2 separate regions of the Mus musculus genome follow, and region 2 is linked to region 1. The links are chromatin contacts, found by Hi-C or POLR2A ChIA-PET in ENCODE. All regions are on one chromosome and are shown on one strand. Each heading gives the region's core, a stretch centred on a gene start or an enhancer-like site at or near the end of the contact. The rest is flanking DNA. Distances are from core to core; before and after follow the strand shown. Region 1 overlaps Agpat4 (1-acylglycerol-3-phosphate O-acyltransferase 4 (lysophosphatidic acid acyltransferase, delta)). Region 2 overlaps Agpat4 (1-acylglycerol-3-phosphate O-acyltransferase 4 (lysophosphatidic acid acyltransferase, delta)).

Evidence for each region. Hi-C counts contacts between places; a loop is a spot of excess contacts on that map. ChIA-PET counts read pairs that join two places held with the same protein, here RNA polymerase II (POLR2A).
Region 2: a loop to region 1 is called in a map of T-helper 1 cell, with 1.9 times the contacts of the local background. The contact joins two enhancer-like sites. A Hi-C loop is called at or near these places in 5 of 37 maps with a recorded cell type or tissue (CH12.LX, T-helper 1 cell, gastrocnemius and 1 more). POLR2A ChIA-PET finds 5 or more read pairs at or near these places in 3 of 5 experiments (Patski and embryonic stem cell).

What each region holds. Positions count from the first base shown.
Region 1 is chr17:12,155,315-12,159,329 of GRCm38, forward strand. The region is part of intron 2 of Agpat4 (1-acylglycerol-3-phosphate O-acyltransferase 4 (lysophosphatidic acid acyltransferase, delta)); the gene reads left to right. Among named protein-coding and RNA genes, the nearest start is that of Agpat4, 38 kb to the left of the region's middle. Within about 2 kb of position 2,105, at least 1 of the 3 ENCODE cell types and tissues checked has a DNase peak (open chromatin) inside an H3K27ac peak, as active enhancers do.
Region 2 is chr17:12,193,277-12,197,291 of GRCm38, forward strand. The region is part of intron 2 of Agpat4 (1-acylglycerol-3-phosphate O-acyltransferase 4 (lysophosphatidic acid acyltransferase, delta)); the gene reads left to right. Among named protein-coding and RNA genes, the nearest start is that of Gm46605, 69 kb to the right of the region's middle. Within about 2 kb of position 2,084, at least 1 of the 3 ENCODE cell types and tissues checked has a DNase peak (open chromatin) inside an H3K27ac peak, as active enhancers do.

The DNA of each region.
Region 1 (4,015 bases), core at 855-3,354:
CAGAATGTGCCTTCCTATGTCACATACTTTATTCTAGTGTGGCTCTAGTATTTGGGCATCCGCAGAGGTACAGGAAAAGGAATATTTGTCGGGGCGGGCACAGAAAGCAGAAGGCGGAATCACAGCTGTGGGAAGAGGGAAGGCTTGGTGTAACCAAGGGAGAGAAGACAGCTGGCTCAGGGGGATGTTACTTTGTTTTTAAATACTTTCCCACACTACAGCAGGAGGGAGAGTTAGCTATATAAAATTAGGTTTAACAAAGCAATGCTGGTTGTCTTTTTTTCTTTTTCTTTTTCTCTTCTTTTCTTTTTCTTTTTCTTTTATTTTAATACCATTTAGAGGACTTGCATACTCTTCAGGCTGTTCCAAAATCTGCCACTTTGAAAATCGGAGATCATGTCTGTTTGCCCTGTCATAAACCCTATCCAGATTGCAAACAGACAGCTAAAAGCCAGGTTCTCATTTAGAAGTAAGTCAGAAAAGAGGCTCAGACTTGGTGTTTAAGAGCTGCATCTCCTGTGGAGATATTTGGGGAGCGGGGGTGTTCACCTACTTGTTTCTGATGGAAATTATAATGAGTAACAATGTAAAAGGAAAGATGAATTTTAATATCATTATAAATCAATTGAAATACTCAGAACAAATCCCAAATGAAAATCCATAATGAACTGTTTGAGACAAGTGGCATTTCCGGCGTGCGTGAAGTTGATGGTAAGCAGTCTTTACAGAAGGCTTGAGGTCTTGGCATGTCCCACGTGCTCTGTCCCCATTTGCCCTTTGGGTCAAGCAGTGCAGAGTCATTGCTGCAACAGTGTGAATGGAGAAGGAGTGAGCTCTGATGAGGAGCCAGCATGGTTCCCAGAGAGAGAGAGAGAGAGAGAGAGAGAGAGAGAGAGAGAGAGAGAGAGAATGTGGTAGACAGGGTGTATGATCCATGCTGGGCTTGCATTCCATCTGATGCATCTGACTAGGAATTGTGTCCCCCCACAGCCCTATCTCCACAGCATCCCATGTTTGGAGCATCATCCCAGCAGGCATTAGGGAGCAGAGGCAGTTTGAAATACATCTTGTTTTCCTAGCTGTCTCTGATTGAAAGACTGTTGTTTGCCCGGCCAGACAAGACCAGACCGTGTGCAACACTCTCCTGGGCCTGTGGTTCTACAGCCTATGGGTCATGGGCCGGGCAGCAGCTTGATGAGCAGAGAGTTGTACCATGTTGGTTTGGCCTGCCTTGCGGTATTCTCTCCGAATTAAGGTTCAAACCTCTGTTCATGGGGTTCAATGGTTTCTTCTGGCAAGCAGAAAACCTGCTGCATCTATCATTTGCAGCTGATTCTGTAAGAGAATGCAGGATACATTGTTTCCTGGGGTTGCACCCTGGTTACATTTCACTAACAAAGTTTGGTCATCCTCTGTTTTCCTGTTAAATATTTTCCTGTTAAGAATTTGAGCTCATTGTCACCAGGGAGTGCAGGGCAGCATGCAACTCTGAGGACGCTCCCATACCAAAGACCACAATGACTTCAGTAACAAAGCACAGAATGGATGCTGTACTCCACAGCAGGACACAGGGAAGATTGGTGAATAATTGACTTCAGGGTGGGGCTTGCCTTTCTTTTCCTTGATTTTGTTTTCCTCACTATGTATAGAAAAAGAAGCTATGTCAGACCCACCCTGTGCGCTGGCAGAAGAAGGAGCCAACCGAGCAAGCTCCTTTAAGGTCAAAAAATGAAGATATTGTAAAGTGGGTAGAGGTTGGGTTGCTCTGTGCATAGCAGTGTCTAGGGCATCTGTGCTTTTTAATCTCTAGGGAAAAAAGGCTGACACAGGTCACTCTGACATTTTGCTGTTTTTTTTTTCCCCCTGACACTATAGACTTCAAACTACAGCAACAGAACCAGAAAACTTAGTAGTCTATTAATGTCAGGAGGAAAAAAAGGTGGCGTGGAAGGCTGGAATGAAGCTCCTATTTTAGCAAAGACTGGAGAAATAAAACAAAATGAAAATGTTTCCAGCCTCAGCCCTGACCCTGCACTTGGGGCCTGGCTGCCAAGTTCACTGTCCCTGTACATGCGTCCAGGACATCTGAGTCTGCCCAGTAGAGTCTGTGAGCTCTGCTGCTTCTGGTTTCACCTGGCAGTTAGCCTTATACCACCCCACAGAATCCCTGCCATGGGCAAAGAGAAAAGACAGATGGGGGAAGGAGGGAGACAACTCTTGGTGCTAGGATGCCAAACAAAGTATTTTTTAAATTTAATTAAATAATTAAATTAAATAATTATTACATAATTATTTAATAATAATTAATTTAAAATAGTTTAATTAAAAAATTAATATGTGTGTGTGTGTGTGTGTGTGTGCACCCGCGTGTGTGTATGTGAATGTTAGTTTGTGCACATGAGATCATGTGCCCATGGAGGCCAGAGGGGTTGGAGTCTCCTGGAACTAGGGTTACAGGTGGTTGTGAGCTGTCTGATTTTATAGTCTAGAAACTGAATCTAGGTCCTCTGCAGGAGCGGTGCATGCATGCTCTTAACCACTGAGCCATTTCTATAACCTCCAAATAAAGTATTCTGCCCACCTGTTTATGGCCTGACCACTGACCAGCCACAGAAACCCTCAGCCAGTTGATAAGCCTACAGTTGATGATGGAAGGCAGAATGAGGTCCTGTGGACAAATGCTTCCTAAATTGTTTCAAGTTGGGTTAGAAATGTAACCAGTTTCAATGGGTAGAGTGCTTGCCCAGCATGTAGGAGGCCCTGAGTTAGTTCCTGGGCACTCCTATAAATTGAGGGTGGTAATGCCTGAATTTAAGGTCATCTTCAACTACAAAGCTGCCTTGAAATCAGCCTAGGATATGTGAGATCTTGGCTCAAAAATAAATAAGTAAATTTCAAGATGAAATTTTAGAGTATTTGCTACAAGGGGCTGGGGCTCAAGGGGGTATGGCAAATGTTTCTTTCTCTTCCCATTATGGTTTGTTACTCAGGCAACTTTAAAAACCTAGTATGTGGGCTGGAGAGATGGCTCAGTGGTTAAGAGCACTGACTGTTCTTCCTAAGGTCCTGAGTTCAAATTCCAGCAACCACGTGGTGGCTCACAACCATCTGTAATGAGATCTGATGCCCTCTTCTGGGGTATCTGAAGACAGCTACAGTATACTTACTTATAATAAATAAATAAATAAATAAATAAATAAATAAATAAATAAATCTCTTTTAAAAAGCTTAGTATGCTTGATATAAAGATAAGAAAGAATCGACCAAGAATCCCATGTTTCTGATAAACTGTTTTGATTTATTGTTATTGCTGTTTATTTATATCCTCTTCCTGTTTTCCCAACGCAAGTTCCCCTCTGAAGATCACTTGCCTGTGTCTGTGGTTGGCTGATTGGCAGTGGTTTAGCATGGGTACTGGAACAAGCTCCAGGTATCACTTAAAGGCCTCCCACGGGCTCTACTGGAGACAGGCCATTTCTCTTGCCTCTCTTGCTTAAACTATAGCAGGTCTGGGAGAAGCTGCCTTAATCCTGTCTGAAAGAGGCAGTCAGGGCTTGGCGCCTTGTCAATCACAGCCTCAGAAAGGGCTGTATATGAGGGAAAGGAGAGGCTACTATGTTGCCAAAAGACACTGGGCTGGGTTTTCATGTATGTGTGTGGGGGCTGAGGGGTCCAGAATGGATGACCATAGGAACTAAGAGTCAGTTCTTGTCCTACTGAGGTAAGTAGATTTTCCGTCCGGACAGAGCCTCAAGTACAGTTTTGAAAGCAATCCCATCTTCAGGCTGGGTGGAAGACTGGTCATCTGTTCCTTCCCCTGAGTCCAGTTCTTTGGGTCATCGCAGTTAGGTGTCAGTGGATCTCAGTGAGGTGTCAGTGGAAACTTCTGCAGACTCCACAACCTGAGGGACCTGGGAGAGAAGCAGCCAGTGGCCCGTGGATCAAAATATAGGACAAGAGGAACTGCGTTTCTGTATCCCTGGAGACAGTTGTGGTGGCAGCTGTTTCTGGCTGT
Region 2 (4,015 bases), core at 834-3,333, 38 kb after region 1:
TTCCTACTTGGAAATTTTCTATTCCTGAGCATCCCAGAACGCTATATGTCCTGATGTAATGTAAGACTCTGGGGAGCCTTAGCTTACCAGGGATCCCCTGAGTGAACCACATGGAGCCAGAATCAATGCAAAAAGCAAGAGGAATTTATTGTTCCAGTGCACTGGGGTCGTCCCAGACCTGAAGGAGAGGCGGCAACCCTCTGGTGCCCATTCAGCGAGTTTTTATATGGTTTCCAGGGGCAGAATAGAGCATCAGCAACTAGGCACAATATGATTGGCGGAACAGTGCACCCTTTAAACTGATTGGTCTTTAGGGAATGAGGTGGCAAGGGCTTCCCTTGTCCGAAGGTGAGCAATGGTCTGTTCTGCCGAATGTGTCTCTACCAGCAGGTCAGTTCCCACCCTGTGGTCTGAGTAATGTTAATTAGCCTCTCCCTTCCAGAGGGGCTAGTATTTCATAACCTTCCCAAAGTTCCTTAGCTGACCTTTTCAGTATCAAGTGTTTGTGATGTGTACCTAAAGGGACAGGAACTGGCCAAGGAGGGAAGATAGAGAAAAATTATGTCTTTTAGTGTGTCATTGTAAATACACACCTCATATCTTATCATACACACACACATACATATATGTATGTATATATATACATACACATATATGTATATATATACATACACACACACGTGTGTGTGTGTGTGTGTGTGTGTGTGTATTCTGAAGCCAAAAATTAGTGACTGTAGCCTGAAAACACAGATTTAGGTTACTCCATATGCCATGCTCCAATACAGTAATGATTTCATGAAAAAAAATTAAAATAGAATGTGTGTGTGTGTGCGCGTGTGTGGGGTGGTGATGTGCCTGCATGTATGAATGTGCGTTATGTGCATGCCGGGTACCTGCAGATTCTAGAGGAGAGTATCTGATCCCCAAGAACTTGAGCTATACATGGTTGTGAGCTGCCATGTGGGTGCCGGGAACTGAGTCTGGGACCTCAGCCAGTGTTCTTAACCACTGAGCCATCTCTCCGGCCGTCTTGTGAAACTTTAATAATAAACAAAGAAAACCGCATAGGACAAGATACTTTAAAATGCAACCATGGTAACATCAGGAGGGCAGGAAACAGTGCAGGGGAGAGACCCTTACCATAGGCTTCCGATGCTATCTGTGACATTGTTAGTCTTTAAGTCCTGAAGGCCAGGGGTCTGTTTGTACATTCCCCAAAGGATTTTAATTGGCAGTCACACACTGAGGAGGGTAGTAAATGGTTATCTAAGGAGTTAAAGACAGGCCAAGATAAATGGGCTCTGTACCTGCAACATTCCAGCTTTCTGCAATCACTGAAGTTTTGATCAGTCTTGTAGAATGCTTACCTTAAATGTAACTGCCTAGAAATGGACACTGGGCCCAGGTTCTTCTCTGTGGCTTATTTACTCTGTGTTCATTGTGATCATCAGTAAGAGTACCATAGAGAGCCTCAGTGTGGCAGGGAGATGCTCAAGGCTTTGAGGACATTGACAATAATAAACCTTTGGGTTACGAACTTTCATCTTTATGTGGTAGATAAGCCGAGCTCAGTTTGCCCAAGGTCCTTCCTGGCTGTTCCTCTGTCTTACCCTGCCTCCTCTAGTCTCCTCCTCTATACAGCCATGGCTTTTACATGTCCAGGATCTCGGAGGCTCACACTGGGCTCTGGGGGCCCTACCTGGGTTCAGCCTCAGTATGCTGGTGCCTTCATTATCGGGGTTGTGAGCATTGTCTCTTCTCTCTGTGAGTGGTATCGTCATTTACAAAATAGCTCTTCTAGGATGTCACATGCCTCCCTTCCCTCCTTCCTTTTTTTCCTTGTGTCTTATTTTCCCTACCCATAATTCCTTTAGGCTGAATGGCACAAAAGCAAATGAAACAAAACCAAATTCTTGGGCAGAGTTTAAAAGTTTCAACCTTCAATTCAAAGGCAATAGTTTGAGACTTTCTCCACCCCCCAACCCCATGATGTCATTTCCTGTAAACACACTCCTTCCTGGTATCGGGTGCCCGAGGACAGATCCAGGAATTTGAAGAATACATTAGCTGCAGGGAAGCAGGGCCAGGGCCTCACACCAGGTGCAACTGCTCTGTGTAGGGACAGCTGACACTCCCCTGTTCCTGGGAGCAGATGTGGGCAGCATTAGGGCCAACTGAAACATGAGAAAGGAGCTGGCAGCTTTGAGAATCGCTGCCGACTGCTCAGGGACCCAGAACGCCTCCCTAATCTTCCTGGTCTGGGCGCCCCTTCCTCATCCTCTAATTTCATAAGTGCTGACCTTTCTCTGTTGGTTTATTCTAAATTGAAGAGAAAGTGGCCTTCTGATAAAAGTAGGGGCTGCAAAACAAGGCCTGTGCAGTGTTAGGATGGATGAATACACAGTTACAGGCAGCCAACGCGGATGGATGTGTATCCCGATGCTTTGACCCCCTCGGAAGCTTGTGCATGTGGGCAGCGAGGCTCCGGGCTGCCTAGAGGCTCTTGATAAAGATCACCAGGCTGCAGCACCGGTCAGGTGACCCACAGGGGCCTGCAGAGCACAGTGCATTCCTGCCTTGGGGCTGGGCTGGGCTGGGCTGGGCGATTCAGGCCACAGAATCCAGGTCTGTTGGACAGGGAAGGACTTTTAACCTGGGAGGAGGAGGAAGAAGGCGGAGACGGAACCCAGGTTCCTTCCTGGACAGTGGAAGAGTTCTTTCCTTGTATAGTAACCAAAGTCCCGGGCTAGAGGCACAACTCTGGGGGTCCAGACATCTCAGGTTTAGTCTTGTCTGGGAGAAAGCAACCTCAAGTCATGTTGAAATGGTGGGAGAGGCTTGTCTTCATCCTTTTGACCTGTTGCGGTGCTAGCATGAGCTCTGGGAATTGATTAGGAGGATCCAGGGCAGAAGCCTGAGGCCTGCGCAACTGGACAACCTGGATCAGATGCTGCGAGGCCTCTCAGCTGGTTCTGCAAGGAGTGCACCCCGAGAGGTCTTATTGCTTGAAGGAATACTCTCACTCCCCTGAAATGGTTGCTCCTGACTGGGGTCATGGAGTGTGGTCTGTAAAACTCCATGTTCCTGGCATCTAAGGTGGCTCCAGGATTAGACACTGGCTAGAGACTTTCAGGCATTTTGAGAGGAGGGTGCTGCGTAGGATATTGTAAATGTGGACTGTGACATGTCAGTCATATCTATGCCTTCATCCTTGAAGGGATGAGATAGCTAAGGTACCATTGTATAGACAGATAGATACTCCTTCGGTGATGGACAGGCCTACCTCCAGAGTTAGGCAGGTCTGTCCCAACAATTTAAGACAAGGCAGTCAGACACAGAATGAAGGCTCGGGTACCAGGCTTTGATGCTGCCTTTAGTTGCCTGATGAGATGAGATTCTCCAGCAAAGGCAGCTTCTGAGTGCTGGGAGCATCATGAAATCATGGCCTACACTCTCCTCAAGCGAGATTTATTGGAAGGATGATGGGTGACTCACACCAAGCGTCTACTCAGAGGGTCTTGGAAGAGGCAGCCCTGAGAATACGAAGGAAGGAAGGTAACTTAGGGGGGCCTCTCACCTGTGTATGACCCACTTGACCTTGTCCCATGCCTGACTCCTGTTTCCAGAATGTACTGACTGGCTACAATGGAGCCACAAGCCTAAACCACATGTAGGGCTCCATCTTACCCACAAGCCCAAGGGGACATGTAGACATGGTTCCCATGTCTACAGCTGTAGTAGAGTAGAGAGCTTTTGGCCTGTGTCTAAATAGAACAAAGCCCCAGAGAGACAGACAGCAGTCAAGGGGACTTGGTGACTGTTGGTGTCATGTGCAATGCCAGATACACAAACTGAGCAGGGGAGAAATATCTGGGTCATCTCAGCAGAATCAGTCCATGGGGATGACCAGAGGTGACACTAGCTGTTTCTCCACAGTACAGCATGTCTGCTTAGTTTCTGTTTAGTGGACTTGAGGACAGCAGGTCTCCAACCTCGGTGACTCAGCCTCAGGACA